2 separate regions of the Homo sapiens genome follow, and region 2 is linked to region 1. The links are chromatin loops, found by intact Hi-C in ENCODE. Cell type or tissue: heart right ventricle. All regions are shown on one strand. Links, peaks and the distances in the headings refer to the core of each region. The heading gives the core; the rest is flanking DNA.

Evidence for each region. Hi-C counts contacts between places; a loop is a spot of excess contacts. Peaks named below come from ENCODE experiments on the same cell type or tissue, not always from the same donor. Only the 100,000 strongest peaks of a DNase experiment are listed, where the experiment ranks them.
Region 2: a loop joins it to region 1, with 2.6 times the contacts of the local background. A loop is called at or near these places in 10 of 110 quality-filtered maps.

The regions. Positions count from the first base shown.
Region 1 is chr17:78,009,281-78,019,203 of GRCh38, forward strand. The region is part of intron 3 of TNRC6C (trinucleotide repeat containing adaptor 6C); the gene reads left to right. Among named protein-coding and RNA genes, the nearest start is that of TNRC6C, 56 kb to the left of the region's middle. In heart right ventricle, for the core only: a CTCF peak has its summit at 4,767 (motif pointing left); a DNase peak (open chromatin) is centred at 4,751.
Region 2 is chr17:77,883,010-77,892,932 of GRCh38, forward strand. LINC01973 (long intergenic non-protein coding RNA 1973) reads right to left here and starts at 1,078. Exons shown (of 2, transcript NR_028337.1): 1 at 913-1,078; 2 at 1-529. It overlaps LOC107985087 (a long non-coding RNA gene), which reads right to left. Exons shown (of 4, transcript XR_001753033.2): 2 at 7,076-7,215; 3 at 6,382-6,597; 4 at 5,541-5,652. RefSeq lists enhancers at 7,318-7,818, 8,259-8,807. In heart right ventricle, for the core only: no CTCF peak of the experiment used is centred there; DNase peaks (open chromatin) are centred at 3,544 and 4,802; H3K4me3 peaks cover 1,319 bases; H3K27ac peaks cover 2,910 bases.

The sequences.
Region 1 (9,923 bases), core at 942-8,941:
TAATAATAGCTTTATTTGTGATATGATGACCTTGGGAGCCTAAGTTTTCAGTATTGTTTTCTGGGTGTTTTCATGGATTGAGTGAGGGTTTTTTTAATGATTAACTATGATAATTTTCATAAATGTGAAAATTTAATTCAGTGCTTTTAGCCAGATTTGTTTAACTTCATAAAGTAGATGTTTTCATACAAAAAGCTCAAAGTTAATCTTACCATGTATGAAAGTGAATACCTTCATGACCCATTATGGTTCATGGTCCATATCATTAATGAATTATGTTTTTGTTTTTTTGAGATGGAGTTTTGCTCTTGTTGCCCAGGCTGGAATGCAGTGGTGCAATCTCGGCTCACTGGAACCTCTGCCTCCCAGGTTCAAGCAATTCTGCTGCCTCAGCCTCCAGAGTAGCTGGGACTACAGGTGCGCACCACCATGCCCAGCTAATTTTTGTATTTTTCATAGAGACAGGGTTTCACCATGTTTGCCAGGATAGTCTTAATCTCCTGACCTCGTGATCTGCCCACTTCGGCCTCCCAAAGTGCTGGGATTACAGGCGTGAGCCACTGCCCCTGGCCTGAATTATGATTTTTAAGTCATATACATCTGAATTTATACTTTTTTTGAGAGAGAGGGTCTAACTCTGTTGCCCAGGCTGGAGTGTAGTGGCACGAACACAGCTCACTGCAGCCACCACCTCCGAGGCTCAAGTGATACCCCAACCTCAGCCTCCCAAGTAGCTGACTACAGGTGCATGCCACAGTGCCTGGCTAATTTTTGTATTTTTTTATACAGGCAGGGTTTCGCCCTGTTGCCCAGGTTGGTCTCACACTCAAGCAGTCCACCCACTTTGGCCTCCCAAAGTGCTGGGATTACAGGCTTGAGCCACCAGCTCAGCCCAAATTCGTACATTTAATTAGTATCCTAATCTTGTTTATAAAGAGTATAATTTTAGTTTTGCAGTGAGGTATTAAACTTTACCATGCGTTCAGTTTGTAATTGGTAAACAAAACCTCTAGGTGCTTTTGTTAATAATGTAAGTCAGTTGAAGCCATAGTCTTCCAGTAGTCTTCAGTTGAGTGATGGAGGTTTTAGAGTCACAAAGTATTGGCAGTGTGCTTAGGCTCATTCTAAACATATAAAGTTTAATATCAATCAGAATGAAAAGTAGTAAGAATTGAGGTTTATAGCATATCTTCCCAATTTTATAGTCACACATAGAAATATATGTTTTTCATATGTTTTTTCTACAACCACATAATGGGGCTGGAGACATGAGTATTCTGTATTTGTTGTCAGTATAATTATTAATTTTAGGAAGGAACTTAGACACTTAGGATGTTTTCAAATAAGGCTGAAGGAAATTCCTAAGAAATTGATTGTATGAGGTATCTTTAGGGGATGGCATCTTTTAGGTTTGAAATATTAGATATGTCTTTCTTTAGCTATGTTGCTTTATATTTAAAGTGTTTATTTTACTGTTAAATTCCAGGGGGAAATATAATAAACATTAATTTTTTTCCATGGAAACAAAAAAAATATTAAGATGAGACATTTTAAAAATATATAGGTTATTCAAAAGGGTAAAAATGTATTGCCAGAACCTCTGAGTAGGTACATGAACGTATAAGTTCTTGAACAAATTGTGAAACAAAGGAAGTGAGCCTAGCGGCAAGGAAGCGGGGCGCTGTGCTCCGGGGGCGCCTCCCGAGGGCACTTCTCCTGAGTCTCAGATAAAGTGAAAGTTCACATCTCTGTTTCATATAACTTTTCACTAAAACTTTAAACATAAAGGCAGTTTCTAAGTTTAGACAAAGTTACAGTTTATAACTCTAAAGGATGCTGACAGTCTGCTGTCTAAAAAATAATTTGTTTACCCAGACCAGTTTCTTTTCTGTGTTTTTTTAAAAACAACTTTATTGAGTTATTGTGGACATTATATTTAAAGAGAAGAAATAGATAAGTGTTGGCATATATTCACCTGTTAAACCATCACCATGATCAAGATGACACCCATCATCCCTGAAGGTGTCCTTGTGACCTTTTCTGATCCATCTCCTCTGTCCCCACCCTACCCCCATCTGTCTCTAGGCAAACACTGATCTGCTTTCTGCCACTATAAAAGAGTTTTTATTTCTAGAACATTGTATTGAGGGACTCCTACACTGTGCACTTTGGCTCCTTTCACTCAGTGTATTGCTTTTGAAATTCATCCATGCTGTAGTGTGTATCAGTAGTTCATTCCTTTTTATTGCTGAGCAGTGTTCCATTGTGTAGGTGTATCACAGCTATTTATCCTCTTCATTCTCCTGTTCATGGACATCTGCGTTTTTCCAGTTTTGAGCTATTGAGTAAAGCTTCTTTTAACATTTATGTACAAGTCTTATATGGCTATATACTTTCATTTATCTTGAGTAAATGTATAATAGTAAAATGGCTATGGCATATGATAGGTGTATGTTTCATTTTTCAAGAAATTGCACACAGCTCTTTCCCAACGTGTTTATACTGTTTCACAGTTCTGCATCTTCACCAATGTGTGGTATGGTCATCTTCATAATTTTAGCCATTCTAATAGGTATGTAGTGGTATCTCATTACACTTTTAATTGGCATTAACCTAATGACTAATGTGGCACTTTATTTTAATGTGCTTATTTGTCATCTTGGTGAAGCGTCTTTTAAAGTCTTTTGCCCATTTTTCATTGTTATTTATTTTCTTTTTCCAGATTGGTTTCTGATACTAAATTGGCCTCTAGAGTTGGGCAGAAAGACTCATCGCTACAGGTTGTCTACATGCCTCAGTCATTGCCCTTCTATGTGTGTAGTTACTTGTAAATAGTAATATCAGAAAATATGCACTTTCAAATAGAATCACATTTTATCTAGCTTTTAGCATAACCAAAGATTACATTAATAAATGAGCTAAATATTAGTCACATTTTGCTACCTAGAGATGGCTAGTTAATTCATTAATTAACTTAAACAGTTAATAAATACCTGTTAGATGGCAGAGATCAGTTCCCTGTTCTCAAAGAAGGAAACTACAGACACTGGGTTCTCCTTGAGGGTGGAGGGTGGAAGGAGGGAGAGGAGCAGAAAAGATCAGTGTTGGGCACTGGGTTTCATACCTGGGTGATGAAATAATCTGTACATCAAGCCCCCCATGACATGAGTTTACCTGTGTAACAAACCTTCATATGTACCTCCTAACCTAAAATAAAGGCTTTTTTAAAAAAGTTCCCTGTTCTCAAAGAGATATTTTAGTGGGAAGAGCCAGGCAGATAAGCAAATATATGTATATGCAAATGAATGCAATAAAATGTTCTGGGCATTGTAACTGCTTTATCTCAGCCAGGTGTCAGTAGGTCAGTATAAGCATTTCATGGCCAGTGGCGGATAGGGAGCCAGTGCTTCCAGGTATGAGAAGTCAGGCTCTAAGGAAAGTACAAAAAAGAAATTTTACAATGTTGGCAGCAGAGGAGCTGCTGAGTGAGGTGGTGGCCAGTGCAGTGAGGACCCAGCAGATGGTCAGTGAAGTTGGTTGTGATTTATCTATCTCACACTTTCTACCTGAAAGGATTTAGGTTTGGTCATCTTTTCATCAAATATTTGCATCTCTATAAGAAAAGATAACTTGTTTTTAAAAGTAAGTGAGAGAATTGGGAAAGGAAAATACTGATATGAATGAGGTAAGTGCATACAAGAGCTGGGCCACTCCCAGTTGTGCCCTAAGTTTGCTATGAAAGCAAGGACAAGGAGGGGTTGCCTTATCCCAGTCATCTTAAACCCGTCCATCAGGTCATTAAAACTGAGCACCCTTACCAAGCTATTCTACCCAAAAAAGAGTTGAAACTGTTTTTCAGCTCTTTTGAGAGAGGTGGAAGGTGGGAAGCTAGCTCATAGAGTCCTTGAACACCTTCCTAAGGACTTTAGATCTTCTGGACCAGAGAGGGAGCCATTGGAGAGTTTTAAGTAGGAGAGTGACATCATGAGATTTGTGCTTTAGAAAGATCACTGAACCTGCAGAATTGAAGACGAATTAAACAGAGGAGGAGAGAGGGCTGGAGGCAGCAGGTACAGTTGGATCAGTGCATAGGTCAGACTCCAGCTTACTAGCTAAGTGGCGGGGGTAGACAGGGAAGGGTAGTGATGATTGATAGAGTAGGCAGAACTTAGAAACTAACTGAGCTAACTAATCATTTGATCCAGCAGATATTTATTGAGCACCTGCTATTTGCTTGGTACTGTGCTGATTGCTATGGGAAGAAAATGTTAAAATAGAGATACACTTCCCACTCTCATGGAGCTGAGTCTTATGAGGAATGGACATAAATCTCAACCACAGTGATACATGTATCCTTACTAACTGGGATGGTGACTGTGTGACAGCATCAACAAAGGAGCCCAAACTTGGCAGGAGTTGTGGAAGGTATCATTGAATCTGAAGGGTGAGCAGGACCCAACTAGGCCAGGGAACACTCCTACATAGAGAGGGAACAGCATCTGTAAAGAGCCTGTGGCCGTATGGAGTATGACATTTTCCATGAACTAAACAAACAGGAAGCTATGAAATAGCAGGGTATGAGGTGAGGCCAAAGTGAGAGATGGGGATTGGTTCACTATGCGAGGCATCAAAGAGGAGTTGTGCTCTTTTGCCTAAGAGAATAAGAAGGCTTTTCCAAATCAGTTTGAAATAAGGCCAATTTCTCTCCTCCTGCACCAGCCTTGTCTTACTAAATGTTGGAGTAGTTTAACTTTGGCTCCCTCTTCTGGCGGGTTGTAGGATTCTGCACTTTTGGAGAGAAAATACCTAAGATTACTGCTATTTCCCAATTTATCAGTCCTGGGAGAACACATTTGAGACATAATTCCACTTAAATCTTCTGTGTTTCATGAGATTTAGGATTTGCCATTTGTTCTGAGAGCTCATTTAGTTCAGGATGATTTAGCATGAAAAGAGATGTGGTCAAGAAGGAGTTAAGGGAACTGACAAGCTCTACACCCAGTGGACTTTCTTTGCCTTTAATGTTTTGTCCAGTGTGTTGCCTCACTTGGAGAGAGTTATGATCAATGTTACATATGAGAAGATTACAGGAGAGCCAGTAGGCATTAATGCTGTCTTGATTACTCAGCTTTAACATATGCTCTTAGCGGCATTTTCTAAATTGATCTTCTAAATAAGCCTGTTGTTTAAAAAGAACTTAGATGTGCTTGCATATATGATACATAGTACATTTTCTTACAGCAGGAATATCCAAGGGCCAAAACAAAGTAACCTTTTAATGAAATGATTCTTACTGTTTGTAGTCATTATTAAAATAATTTTGCTTTCTTTTAACATTCATGTTATCTAGTATGTGATGTATTGAGAGTGGCATTTGGTACCTTTTAGAGAGGTAACTGTAATATGCTAGAGTAGAAAATACCTCTGAACGGCATTTCTCATTAGCAACAGACACTAAGTTAATGTAGTTTGTAGTTAATGAGTCTGTGCTTGTTTTGAGTTGGGCTCCAAATGTTGCCACGGTGATAGATCAGCCAGAAGCATCCACTGAACAAACAGAAGGCACCACTTTGTATCCCTCCAGGACTGCTGATGAGCACAGCAGATGGACCCTCCGTACTCAGAGCTGTCTTCTGCTCGCATCTCATTGTTCTAAGGCAACTTCTCGCCACAATGTTTGCTGCTGTATAGGCTGCAGAAGAAATTGTAATAACAAAAATATTCCTTGGAATCACTGATTATGTTGGCACAAGAGAATAGTTCTCTTACATAGTCACATTTGCAAACAATCTTATATTTGAGTAAATTTAAAATGTTAAGAAACTCTGAATCTTTGAATATTTATTCTGAAATGACTAGAATTACTGCTTGATTTTTGACAATTTTTTTCATTGTGTGGGGTGTCCATGCATAAGAGAAGTTCTATGCTTTATCTTACAAAAGCTTGTTTCTTAAGTTCTGAGATGACATCAGTCATAGGACATATCATCTATTCAATAACGTCCTGTTGACAGAGGTGGAGCATGAATGAGGAAACCTTGTTGTATTTATACATCAATTGTAAGGGGCATCCAAATTTCAGAAAGAAGATGTGTTAAAATGTGTGGGTTAAAAATGTCCCTCCCAGTTAGCATTTTTACCTATAAAAAGTTAGTTTTAAAATATACTGCTCTCATCCATTTCACACCTACTTGTTATTATACTTTAGGCTAATGGTGGCAGCCCACGGGATTCTAATTGAGGATCCTTTTAACAGTAAATGCCATTACTGGGAAACAGTGGTATACCTAGCTCATACCACATACTGTGATGTTGTCTAGGTAGATGGAAGATTTAAATGTACTACTTGGGCCAGGCACAGTGGCTCAGCCTGTAATCCCAGCCACTTTGGGAGGCCGAGGTGGGCGGATCACCTGAGGTCAGGAGTTCCAGACCAGCCTGGCCAAGATGGCAGAACCGCATCTCTACTAAAAGTACAAAAATTAGCTGGGCGTGGTGGTGGGCGCCTGTGATCCCAGCTACTCGGGAGGCCAAGGCAGGAGAATTGCTGGAACCCAGGAAGCGGAGGTTGCAGTAAGCCGAGATCATGCCATTGCACTCCAGCCTGGGCAACAGAGCAAGACTCCATCTCAATAATAAATAAATAAAACTCCTTGCTAAAAAAGTCTATATGCTCTTAACCAGATTTCGGCTGAAGAATATAGAAACTACTCTAGCTGTTATAAGCAGAAATGGGTTTAAAATATGGAGGACTGGGTGCGTATAAAATCACTGAAAGGGCTGAAGGGGGTAAACTCTAGGCTGGGCCTTCAGAAATGACTCCCCAAAGAGTTCCCTGAAGAGCTGCTACCTCCAGGAATAATTGAGAGGCCCTATTGGCTCTCTTGACTTCTAGAGCACAGTGCCACTGCCGCAGACCAGGGGTCAGGAAGCGGCACTAACACTGTCTCTCTCAGCCACAAAAGGAGCGATTGGGAATGTGGCCCCTGCACAGAAACTGCCACCATCTCCAGTACTGTGCTTACAGGCACCCACAGCCAGTACCTGCCAGGTCACATGCACTCACATGTAACTGGGGGAACCAGATCCCTAGCCTCAGCTCTCCTTGCACGGAGGCTGCATAAGCTGTGTGCCAGGCTTGTCAGTCCTGCACCAGGTGTGCCTGTGGTGGTGGGTGGGAGAGACCATTTTAACTACTTGCTTTGTAAACATTTAAAATAATGGGATGGCTGTTCATTAACATTCATCTAGCGCCTAACACTTTCCAAACTGTTGGAGATATGGGAACCAAATTAAGGGGGGTGGTTTAGAACCAGAGTAAGATCTAATCCTCCATTCCTGAGTACAGCTGTCATTACCTCTTCTAAATTGCTGCAGTCTCTGCCTGCCTTCCCTTCTTTAGGTCATTCTCTGTGGTTCCTCCTTTAACATGATTATTTAACTTCTGTGGCTTCCATTGCTTCTGAGAGGAGGAGGATTATTATACTATAAACGCTTACTGTGTACTAAGTGCCAGTCACTGTTCTAAACCATTCTTTACGTAGATTAGCAATCAATCCTCAAGGAACTCTCTCAGTAAGGGATTCTTAGCTCCCTTTTATCCCCCCGCCCTTGCCCACATGTTATGGATGGCATGACTGAAGGATGGAGAAGCTAAGTAATTTATCCAGGATCCCCAGCAAAGAAGTGGCAGAGCTGAAGTTTCAACCCCAAGGCCATACTTGTAGCTACTGCACTCCCTCTCAGGAGAAGTGTATGGAACTGATAAACCCCCAGTTCTGAATGGTGATGATCTTTGCTGGGGGAAGGTGGAGTATACAGTCAGGGAGGGAAAGATAGGTGGGGCTTTGGTGGAATGGGGACATTTTATTTCTTAAGCTGGAGATTGGCTCCATGGAGATTTGTTGATTATTTGGTCTTTATGCCTTTTTAAAAATGTCTTAAATATTTCTAAATAAATTTTTAAAGAAAAGACTGTGTTGGTAGTTATGACTTGGGTGATTGAATAAGATAGAAGCACCTCAGCGTGCTCCCACTCCTGCTCTCCTGCTCTGTTCAGACCAGGGTGAGGAATGTAAGGTGGATCATAGGGAACTTCTTTTCCCATGTTGCATTCCTGCTCAGGTGGCGGAGCTGAACAAGGAGGGCACCGCTGCCTCCTCTCCCAACCACATGGCTCTAGAGTCTGCACAGGGTCTCAGAGACCTCAACAGCTTGAAGTGCTTGTTGAGCTTAGGTAACCCATGACTGCACAGCTGTTCAGCTCACCATGGGTTAACAATTGTAGCAACCTGTCTCTAGAGTTTCTCTCTGAAACTGGAGGCTCCAGGCTTCTCCTAGTGTGGCAGCCAGGCAGGAACACTGAGGAGTATCCATCCATGGAACCACCCAGTGCTCTCCCAGCTATAGGTCAAGTGATACAATCCAAAATCCTTCCAGGGTCTCTGCCTACCTCTCCAGCCTCCTGTGAAACAACCCTGCTAGGCTTCAGCCCCCGAAGGCGAGAAGCTCTTTTCCATTTCAGGGCCTTCCCATGCACTGTCTAGGCTGGTGGGAGTGAGTTTGTAGGTACGAGGTGCGCACACATACACACAGACATACTCTACCTCGCTAACCCTGACATACTTTTTCAGGCTCTGCTTAATTGTCACTTTCTCAAAGGAGCTTTCTGAATCCCTAAATTAGGTTATCTTGTCCCACTGTTCCTTTTATCATGCTTACAACAATGTGTAATTTTCTATTTGTGAAATCATTTTAAAGATAATGTCTCTTCTACTATATGATAAACTATAAAGACAGGAACCATATGTGTGTATATATATGGTTTTTGGTTTTTGGTTTTTGTTTTGTTTTTTTGGTTTTTTTGAGATGGAGTCTTGCTCTGTCGCCAGGCTGGAGTGCAGTGGCGCAGTCTCGGCTCACTGCAACCTCCACCTCCCGGGCTCAAGTGATTCTTCTGCCTTAGCCTCCAGAGTAGCTGGGACTACAGGTGTGCATCACCACGCCCGTCTAACTTTTGTATTTTTTTGAGTGGAGATGGGGTTTCACCATATTGGCCAGGCTGGTCTCGAACTCCTGACCTCGTGATCCGCCCCGCCTCGGCCTCCCAAAGTGCTGGGATTATAGGCGTGAGCCACCATGCCCAGCCGGAACCATGTTTTTTTATATAATACTCAGTATTCACAGTGCCTGGCACAGAATAGGAACCCATTAAATATTTTCTAAATAAGGAGAGGATAGGTGGGGATATTGACATGTTTGGGGGGGTGGAGCAAATGGTAGGCAGATTGCATGGGAAAACAACGAGTTTGAGCCCTTATTTACCGTGCTTTCCTTTTTTTGCAGCACTTTACACCTGGTGAACCATGTATCTTACTTACACATCAAGTTTATTATTGATCCTTTTTCTCTACTAAGATGTGAGCTCCACAGGGCCAGGGATCTCTCTTTTGTTCCTTGATACAGCCCCAGCCTAGAGGAGGCTGAGCTGTAGAAAACCTCTGTATTTATTGAATGAGTGAGTACTGTCTCTATAAACTAGAAATCCAGGCCATAGATTGAGAGAAGCTGGATGGCATCAGGATTCCAGAGTGCAGGAAAAGTTTTAAGCAGTTACAAGAGGGGGGTTTTGGCAGTCCATGTTAGGTTAGTAAGAGGAATTCTTGGTGGCAGCAGGTGCTTATGCTAGTGTTAGTAGGTAACAGAGCTCATTGCTGTTTCTGAGACTACATGTGGCAGTGTCAGGCGGTCTGGAAATGACTGAAGGTTGGGATGATACAGAAGTATGGATAGCAAGCATAGTGAAAGGAAGGAAGGTCGGGGGCCTCGGCTGTTACAGATGACGATATTGAAGTGACTGAGCATGATGAGACTCAAGCCAACTAAAATGGCTAGGAAAGAAGCAGAGAGAATGGGGTTGCAGC
Region 2 (9,923 bases), core at 1,058-9,057, 130 kb before region 1:
CCTAAGAAACAGAGCCCTGCAGAAGGACTGGCAAGACCACATGTCCCGGGGTGGCCAGTGTTTCCAGCAGTGACACTTGGGATTGAAACCAACCTTTGCAGAGCGAGAGACCCCACAGTACCAGCTGTGCCACTGACTGGGAAGTGCCCAGCCTTGGCCCTAGAGTGGGAAAATGGCCTGGACATGAAATGTGTGGGGACCTGACACCTGTGCTGGCCCCTGCAGCAGAGGCAGAGGCCCAGGCAGGCGGGGACCTGCTTTTCCCAGGGCTCTCCAGGGAGTCCCTGCACAGCCCTCAAGAGCCTGCCCTGCGTTATCATCCTCAAGGTCAAGAAACTTCCTTGGGGGAGTCTCCAGAGACAGGCAGCCTGGCCATGCCCTGGCGGACCCACCCACTCTACTCCAGGACCTCCGGATTTGGTCTGGGAGTCTCGGCACAGGGGAGTCTGCCATCGAACCAGCCACCTGCATCAGAGCCGGGTCCACCTCCTCCGTCCCGCTGTGGCTCTTTGAGCCTCAGTTTCTTCATCTGTAAGGTGGGAGGTGAGGATGACCAATTCAGTGTCTGGTGAAGACAAAATTTATCCCCTTGTCCAGGGCTGGCCTGGAGCAGACCCTCCCCTTCCTCCTCATCTCGGCCCCAGGACAAGCATGGCTTCCCTCCCTAGCCTTCCTCCCTTGGAGCTCCAGGCACTGAGGACTCCTGGCAGATCTCATTCATCTCTCTCTCTCTCCCTCTCTCCCTCTCTCTCTCTCCCCGACCCCCCCCCCCCCGCCAGAAAGCCACGTAGATATCCCTCTCTCCTGGAAAACTTTCCTGCCCCCAAGCCCCGGTGGGGTGCCTCTCCTACGGCCTTGCATGTATCCCAAACTTTCCCTACCTTCCCATCAATCGTGGTGAGCTGGAATTACCTGATAATCTACCTGCCTCTCTCTTGGACTACAGTCCCCTTGAGAGTGAGACTGGGTCCAGTAGACTGTTGTCTGCCCAGTGCCCAGCACAGGGTAGATGTCCATGAAATATACATGGACCAGTGACCGACTGAGATTGAGACTTGACTGGAAGCATCTTCCAAATGGCTGCTGGGAGAGCAGCCCATCCGGCACCCCAGCTCATGCCCCATCCCCCACTCCTCCAGCTCCTCTCCTCCCAAGTCCCTGCCGTCACAGCCAAGCTCGCGCTCCAAGGCAGCTCTGCCATCATCTGATGCAGACTCGTCAGCTGTTGCCATGGAGACCAGCCAGCAGTGAGCTCTGTGCCCTCCTGCTGCAGGGGCCGAGCAGAGCATGGGGGCACCCTGAAGCGTGCAGAGAGAACCCATCAAGGAGGAGGCGGGGGGAACGCGTGGCTCTGCATCCAGGCAAACCTGGAGTTGGGCCCCATCTGCCCCTACTCTCCTTCCTACACCTGTGACACCTCAGGCAAGTTGCTTCATCTCCCTGAGCCTCCCGTGAAATGCAGAAGATCCCAGCCACCCACTGTTATTGAAGGATGGGATCGACCCATTAGGGCATGGAGCTGTCTCTGTGTCATTTTGGTGTGCCAACCCCTGCCTTGGCTTTCTGGGGGCTGTTTTGAGTGTTCTCTCCCCTTGAACTTTGTGTCCAACTCTCCCCACCTCAACTCAGATGAGGCTGAAGGAAGGAGAGATTCCATTCCTACAATAGCACAAAAAGATTTTCTGTGACATTTGAAAACAAGAAGAAGCCTACAGGTTTGTTAACCAAATTTTGAACTTGGTCTGGCTCTGAGGGCTACTAATGTGGGGGCCACATTGGTTGCTTCCTGCAGTGAGCTAAGGGCTATGGGCAACTCTGCTCATGAAGAGCTTAAGGTGGCATCTCACTTGCAGGACAGCCTCCAGGTCTCACTGGAGTCAGGGAAAGTGATGGTTGTCCTATCTCCTTGTTGCTTTAAATGGTAGCTATCTCTGAAGATGGCTGAATGTCCCTGTGCCCACTGGGGACTTTGGGAACAGAAACATGCCAAGATGCTACAACCGGCCCTGGGCACAAAGCCACCTCTCCAGCTTTCCATGCCCAGCATTAGTCCTGGCATGGAGCTGAACACCTGTGTCTGAGGCAGGCCTAGGCCCTGATGCAAAATGTACCACCCACCTCCTTCTGCCAAATGTCAACTCGACCCAGCTGCAAGGCAGAGAAAACTTGGCAGTGTTCCCAAAGGGGACAGGAGATTGTCTCTTTTGTTAAATGAATGGATGGATGGATGGAGGATGGATGGATAGATAGATAGATGGGTGGATGGGTGAAAGGGTGGGTGGATAGGTGGTTGGATGGATGGGTGGATGATTGGATGGATGGGTGGATGGATGGGTGGGTGGGTGGGTGGTGAATGGGTGGGTGGGTAGATAACTGGATGGGTGGATGGGTGGTTGAATCGGTGGATGACTAGGTGAAAGAATGGATGAATGGATGGGTGGGTGGATGAATGGATGGGTGGGTGGGTAGGTGGATGGATGGATGGGTGAGTGGGTGGATGGATGGATGGGCGGGTGGGTGGATGGATAGGTGGGTGGGTGGATGATTGGAGACAGGAAAGAAAGAGAGAGAGAGAGAGAGAAAGGGAGGGAGGGAGGGAAGGAGGGAGGGAGGGAGGAAAGAAAGAAGGGAAGGAAGGAAGGAAGGAAGGAAGGAAGGAAGGAAGGAAGGAAGGAAGGAGAGAGACAGAAAGAGAGAGAGAAAGAAAAGAAAGAGAGAGAGAAGGAAGGGAGGAAGGAAGGAAGGGAGGGAGGGAGGGAGAGAGGAAGGAAGGAAAGAAGGAAGGAAGGAGAGAGAAAGAGAGAGAGAGAAAGAAAAAGAAAGAAAGAAAGACACAAAGAGAGAGAGAAGGAAGGGAGAAAGGAAAGAAGGAAGGAAGGAAGACAGACAAAGTGAGGAAGATTGCACCAGGATTGCCTCAGATGGGTCTTGCTATGAATAAAATTCAATAATACCAAGAAGAGCTTTACAAAAAGAGAGAGAGAGATAAGGTCAAAGAGACTTTTATGTGCTTCATGAATGAAGAACACTAAGGAGAAACGTTCCAGAAAATTTAGAGGAAAAAAAAAGTGGCTGAACATAAATTTTTGGTGAGGATAATAAAAATAAATAATGCCATAAACTCTTAGAAAACCTGGTGGTTTTCCTTCAAGGGCTTCAGTTAACTCCAGAGTGAGCTGTGAGCTGTGTCCAATTCCGTCATTTCACGGAGCAGGACACTGAGCCACGGGCCATTGAGACTTGCGTGTAATGCGGAGCTGGCGAAACACAACAGTGAGGTGTTTATTGGAGAATTTTGAATATGACTAAGTCCTTCTTTACAGAGCTTAGCATTTTCATCGTCTGTTTTAGGATGAGAGAACAGCATCAGCAGCATTCGGCACGATTGACAGGTTGTGTTTGCTCTTTGCTTATACCTCCTAAAAAGTGGACTGTCTTGGAAGTTTTATTGTAGTTCCCCTCGAAGCAGCCGCAGGTGCTCACTGGCTCACTGACAGCGAGGAGGTGATGCAATGGGCGCAGTCATTCCTCACTGCCATCGGCGTGTGCAGCTTGGGGAAGCACCACAGCACCGGGCGTGGCTCAGTTGACCAGCTGAAGGTTCCAGATCATGGAGGCAGAGAGGAGAAGCTGGCGACAGAGGGCAAGGCGGGATCTGTGGAGGCTCTTCCTCTGCCACTGTGGAACCCTGAGCCAGCCCCCTGCCTCGGGCCTGTCTATATTCCCACAGAGATGTGGAGAGCTGTTATGTGTAGCTAGATGGGTTCTAACGTGTCTCCCAGGGCTGGTATTTGGAAGAAATAATAAAGAGGAAAAAGACATTGCTGATGGATCCCAGTGGATCATGCCTGAGGTTTGGGAGCAGCCCCGGTCTTCCTTATTGAGTCTGTGTGATCTAAGTTTCCCCTCCTGTGACCTGCAGCTTCCTCCCACAGAGCTTTGCAAACTGTTTTGGCATTAGGATCCTTCTGGGAAATAGCACCTTACTCAAGACCCCAAAATATGACACAGATTAAAAAGGAGGCATGTCGTTCTGGGTGGGACGTGGGCTGCCCTACCTGACACCCTGCCTGTTGGGGCTCCCATTTCCACCCTCTCCACCCCGAACTCTGAAAACCCCTGTGCGACAGGGAACTGGCTTTGTCTTGTCTCCTCACAGCCTGACAGCCACAACTCTATTATACAGTAAGACCCCCGAGGCTAGGGACTAAGTCCTGTCTTTTTATCTCCAGCTCCTAGCAGCATTCCTAACCCAAGGCAGCCACACAGTGTTTGTTGAGTGAATGAATGACCTGGGAACTAGTCGCTAGAATAATGCTACATAACAGACAACCCCAGAAATCTCAATGACCTACAGCAACAAAGATCAACATTTTTTCTTCTTAATGGGTACAGATCAGCAGAGGCTGGGCTCCATGTGTAATTTCAGGGCTCATGGCCACACCCAGCATTGACGCGGAGCAGGGAAAAATTCTGCACCCACTCTTGGCGGGGGAGGGCGGGAACGCACTGCAAAGCCACCTGGCGAAAGAGGCAAATGTGAAATTCTACACCAGGGAGGGAGGGAAGAATTAGAAACAGGAATCCAATCTGCCACAAACTAGAAAATGGAAACAATAAAAAAGAATGCCTCCGTGGCGTGGTAGAGGTTGTTACAGCGTCATGTGTTTCAAGCTGCTGTAGGCTACAAAGCCAGGGGTGAGTGGAGCAACCGCGTGCTGTTAATGCCACGTCCCCTCTGCTGCGATCACCGCGCAGTGACCGGAAGGAGAGCTCATTCTCACAGAGGGCGATGACGTGCCGGACACAGGGACCCTTGCGCAACAAGGTCCACCACACAGAGGGATTGAAGCCGTGCGTTCTGCTCTAACAACCGCCCGAGCTGCCCCTCCTCAGAAAATGACCGATTAGGAAGGGAGGCTGGCCTGGCATCTCAAAAGCTGTCAGGACAGAGAAAAATGGGGATATTGTCAGCACTTCAGGCTCGGTGGCGGTATATCCGAGGATGTGAGGGTGTCTGCGTAACTGGCATCGGAATCGAAAGGCCCCGCCTCCCCCATGCACGGGTGCGCGCACACACTCACACCCTCCCTCCCTCCTGCTCCCCCAAAGGGACTCGAATGAAAGGCGTAAATACACCGTGTCTGCCTACCCGAGGGCTGCTGTGAGTGTCAGATGAGAAAACGCCTGGGGTAGTGGCCCGAGACTGAAGCGCGCTCCACGCCTACCAAGTGCCGCTCAACCCCAATTCTGCTCTCGGGGAGAGAAGAGAACTCCTGCCAGACCCGAGTGTTTTCAGAAGTTTGTCAGTTTAGACTTTCCTTTTTTTCCTTTCCAAAGCTCCGCTCACCCAAGAGAATAATGTAAACATTCATGATGGCGTTTTCATAGTCCCGGAGGCATTGATCATGATTGTGAATCTGAAAAGAGCTGAGTTATTCATGTTTGACAATTCAGTCATGCAGCACTCCACATGTTACAATCTTTAATGGTGAACATTGCTTTTACTTTCCAAGCACTTTCTCATCTGTTGTCTCATAGGGGAGGAGTTATTCTCCCAATTAGGGCAATCAGAAAACAGGGATCAAGGCCAGGCACGACGGCTCATGCCTGTAATCCCAACACTTTGGGGGGCCGGGGCAGGAGGATCACCTGAAATCAGGAATTTGAGACCAGCCTGGTCAACATGATGAAACCCCATATCTACTAAAAAAAAAAAAAAAAAAAAAAAAAAAAAAAAGGTTGGGTATGGTGGCATGCACCTGTAATCCCAGCTACTCAGGAGGCTGAGGCAGGAGAATTGCTTGAACCCGAGAGGGGGAGGTTGCAGTGAGCCGAGATGGCACCACTGCACTCCAGCCTGGGTGACAGAGCAAGACTCTGAGAGAAAGAAAGAAGCAAGAAAGAGAGAGAGAGAGAAGAAAGAGAGAGAGAGAGAAAGAAAGAAAAAAAAAGAAAAAGAAGAAAGAAAGAAAGAAAGGGAAGAGGAAGGGGAAAGTGAAGAGGAAGGGAAGAAAGGGGAAGGGAAGGGAAAGCAGAGGTCAAAAAGGATCAGGCCACTCGCCTACTGGGGGATAGCGCATGGAGGAATCAGACCCCACAGCCTGCTCTTCTTCCCCCTAGAACCCTCACCACTGCCAGATCACTGGGCTATGCACTGCTTCCCTCAAAATGCCTTCAGCTTTCTTTCCCCAACCCCTGAGACTTAAGGATCCCACCTCCCTCCAGAGGCCTGTGTCCCGTCCCCATTTGTTCCTCATTTCCCTGGGGTCTTTTTGCATCTCCCTTCTCTCCCTCTGCACAGCCACCGTCCTGCCTCCCTATACAAACCCCAAAGTAACCTACTCTCCCCACAGATCCTCCAGACAGACAGACACCCACCTGCTGCCTTGGCATGGGCTCCCCTGAAAGCAGTGTCTGGGGCTCGAGCTGGTGGGCAGGCATGAATTTGTGTCTGCAGGGGTTTGAACTGTGTTCTCCAAGCGATCATACCCCCAGCAACTGTAAATGTGACCTTATTCTGGAATAGCATCTTTGCAGACGTAATCAAATTAAGGCGAGGTCATAGGGTGGGACTTCAGTCCAAAGGCTGGCATCCTTAAAATAAAGAGAATTTTTTTTTATTTTTTATTTTTGAGACAGTGTCTCGCTCTGTTGCCCAGGCTGGAGTGCAGTGACTCAATCTCAGCTCACTGAAATCTCCATCTTTCCGGTTCAAGTGATTCTCATGCCTCAGCCTCCCGAGTAGCTGGGATTACAGGCACCTGCCACCACGCCCAGCTAATTTTTGTATTTTTAGTAGAGATGGGGTTTCACCATGTTGGCCAGGCTGGTCTCCAACTCCTGACCTCAGGTGATCCGCCCTCCTCAGCCTCCCAAAGTGCTGGGATTACAGGAGTGAGTCGCCACGTCTGGCCAGAAAGGGAAATTTGGACACAGAGACACACGCATGAGACCACCAAGGCAGAGACTGGAGTCTACAAGCCAAGGAACGCTGAGGCCTGCAGGCAAGCGCCGGAAGCAAGAAGAGAGGCACAGGGTGGCTTCTTCCCTGGAGCCGTCAGAAGGAACCCACCTCGCTGACACCTTGATCCTGGGCTTCTGGCCTCCAGAGCCGTGAGAGGATCCATGCCTGCTGTTCGAAGGCTCTCAGTCTGTGCGAATTTGTTACAGCAGCCACAGGAAACCGACACAGTGTCCCTCTCCCTGAGGTGTCTACAGTCCTCAGAAAGAGATGAGGCCAGGGTCACTTGCAGAAAGTCCTTTGGGAAGCATCGTGATTGGAGCAGCTGTGGCCCGGCGGGGAAGGCAGGACTTGGAGCGGGAGAGAGCTCTGTGCCAACCCCAGCTTGTCCCCTCGGTGGGGGCAGGTGCTTAGTGTCCCCCACCAGGGGCTCCTCAACTCTCAAGAGGTGAGTTCAATGCCGATCTCCCAACGTTAATGATAATAATAAGAGAGCAGCAGCCCTTGCCAGGCACCCTGCTGGGCATTCGGAGATATGACTTCTCACCCTTCAAGACGAGTCTGGCCATTCCAGGTCAGAGGAACTGGCCGTGAAGAAGCACCCACAACAGCTGGGACACGGCAGGCAACCACCATGCTTCCAGCCTCTCCCGATGGGAAGGTGTCGGCGTGCAAGGAGCTCTTGCAGGAATGCTTGTATCAAAGACCCCAAACAGGGCAGCAGAGGCCCAAGGCTGGCTGGAGTGCCAGGTGTCAGGGCTGCGTGCCCCCCACCCTCCCATCCACTCTCCCCCACCCACCCCCCACAGTTGAGACTCCTCCCTCCTGGGCAAGGGTCTGGTCATCCCCCTGACACCTGGCTTCCTCTGAACTCTGCTCTGAGAGTCACCTTTCATGCATTCGTCATTCACTCAAAAAGCCCACTCTGAGCACCCAGGCTGTGCCCGATGCCATGCTGCAAAACGGAGCCCTTACTTGAAGATGCAAGCCCAGCACACCTCCAACAGAGGTCCAGGCCTTGGGGCAGTGGCAGAAACCTGAGGCCATGCTGGCTTCCCCCCAGCTCCCCATCCCCACCTCCTCCCCTGCCACCTCCCAGGGATGCCTGTAAGCCCAGGTTTCTCCAACTGGGGTCCTCAGGAGCTCTGGGTGAGGGGCTCAGGACACACTCATCAGCACAGCTTGCTGGAGTAATCATTTTACTTAAGTAGATTGGGATGGGAGGAGTAAATGTTGTTGTTGTCATTGTTGTTTTGAGACAGGGTCTTGCTCTGTCTCCCGGGGCTGCAGTGCAATGATGCACTATAGCCTCTAAACCCTGGGCTCAAGCGATCCTCCCACCTCAGCCTCCCAAGTCTTGGGTGCCACCACACTCAGATAACTTTAAAATATTTTGTAGAGATGGAGTCTCCTTATGTTGCTCAGGCTGGTCTCCAACTCCTGGGCTCAAGTGTTCCTCCTGGCCTGGCCTCCCAAAATGCTGGGATTTTAGAGATGAGCCACTGCGCCTGGCCGGTGTTAACTTAAGTAATTTGATTGTTGCACAACCTAAAGCATAATTGTTCTACTAAGACACATAGGACCATATTACAGGGCACAATGTAAAAGTCATGAATTTCTACAACAAGCCTCAGTGGTTCAGAAACTTCTGTTCCCTTCTGCCTGCAATCCCACAGGATCCGCTCTGGCCTGGAGCAAACTCTCATTTTCCCAAGAGAGCAGCGCCCCAGCCTCCCTCCAGGCCCCATTCCAGAATCGCAGCCTCCTCTTGGTCCAGAAGTACTCGTCCCGAAGCCTGCTGAAAGGCTGAAGCCTGGAGTCACAGGAGTGGCTCCTGGGCAGCCATGGAAGCCTCCTTCCCTGTGGTGGCGGCAGCAAGGACACCAGCCATTAATCACTCTTCTCTCCGTTTTGTCAGACCCAGCAGCCTCCTGAAGATGCTGCATAAACACATTTAACCTTTAAAGGGTCGGGTGGCAGCCCCAGGGAGGGAAAGCTCAACATCCTCACCCCTGGGGTAAGCCCCCCTCCCTCCTCTGCTCTCAGACTCTCCTGGTCAAGGAAGAGGAGGGAGTTTAAAACAAGAAGGAAGGGCTCTTGGTGACCCTCACTCCACCCGTCAAGCTGACAGAGCTCCGGCTACTGAGAATCCAGGGGAGGTTCTCCAAGGAGGACGAGGGTCTAGGAGAGATGTCAGCAGGAGTGGCTGCGCCTGTCTGTCATCGCTTCCCCAGGGGCCTCTGCCACTGTGGCCCCTGAGGATGGGGCCTTTCCTGTCCACAGGAGCAAGAAGCAGTGAGGGTCCCAGGCTGGGGGAAGGGGCTCTGCCTGGGGCCTGACACCTGGGGGTCTGCTTGGCTGGAGGGGGGCCTCCGCCACCCCTTCCCTTTTTCTCCCTCCCACATTCATTCAGCAAAATCAGGAGCCGCTTCCAGGTTCCAGGCATGGAACCTGGGAACCAACGATGAAAGGAGAAAGAAAAGACAGTGTCTGACCCCAGGGGACTCCTGGTGGGTGCAGGGTGGGGAGCAGGCTTGCGAGACACTATTTCCATAGGATGAATGTAAATTCCAGGATGGGTAGGAAGGAGGCGCTGTGGAGCCCTGAGAGGGGAACGGAGCTCCAGTGCTGGAGAGGTGGCTGTCAGAGACGGGCAGCTCAGCAAAGGTGACATTTGACCTCGGTCTTACAGTATGAGTAAGAGTTCTCTGAACAGACAGAGGGAACTTGAATGTACTGGCTAGGACCTGGGCGGTGAGGACGTGGAGGCCAAGGCTCAGGTCTCAGCCACCCTGGAGCGTCAGTGAGGCCAGCCCCGAGCACCAAGACCACGCAGTGGACGCAGGGCTCTCATGGTGGATGCGTTACCTGCTGCTGGCAGCTCGCCCCAGGACCCCTCAGCTACAGAGACCTGCCCACGGCGACGCCCTCCCCTGAGGGGCCACAGCCAAAGGCCTGT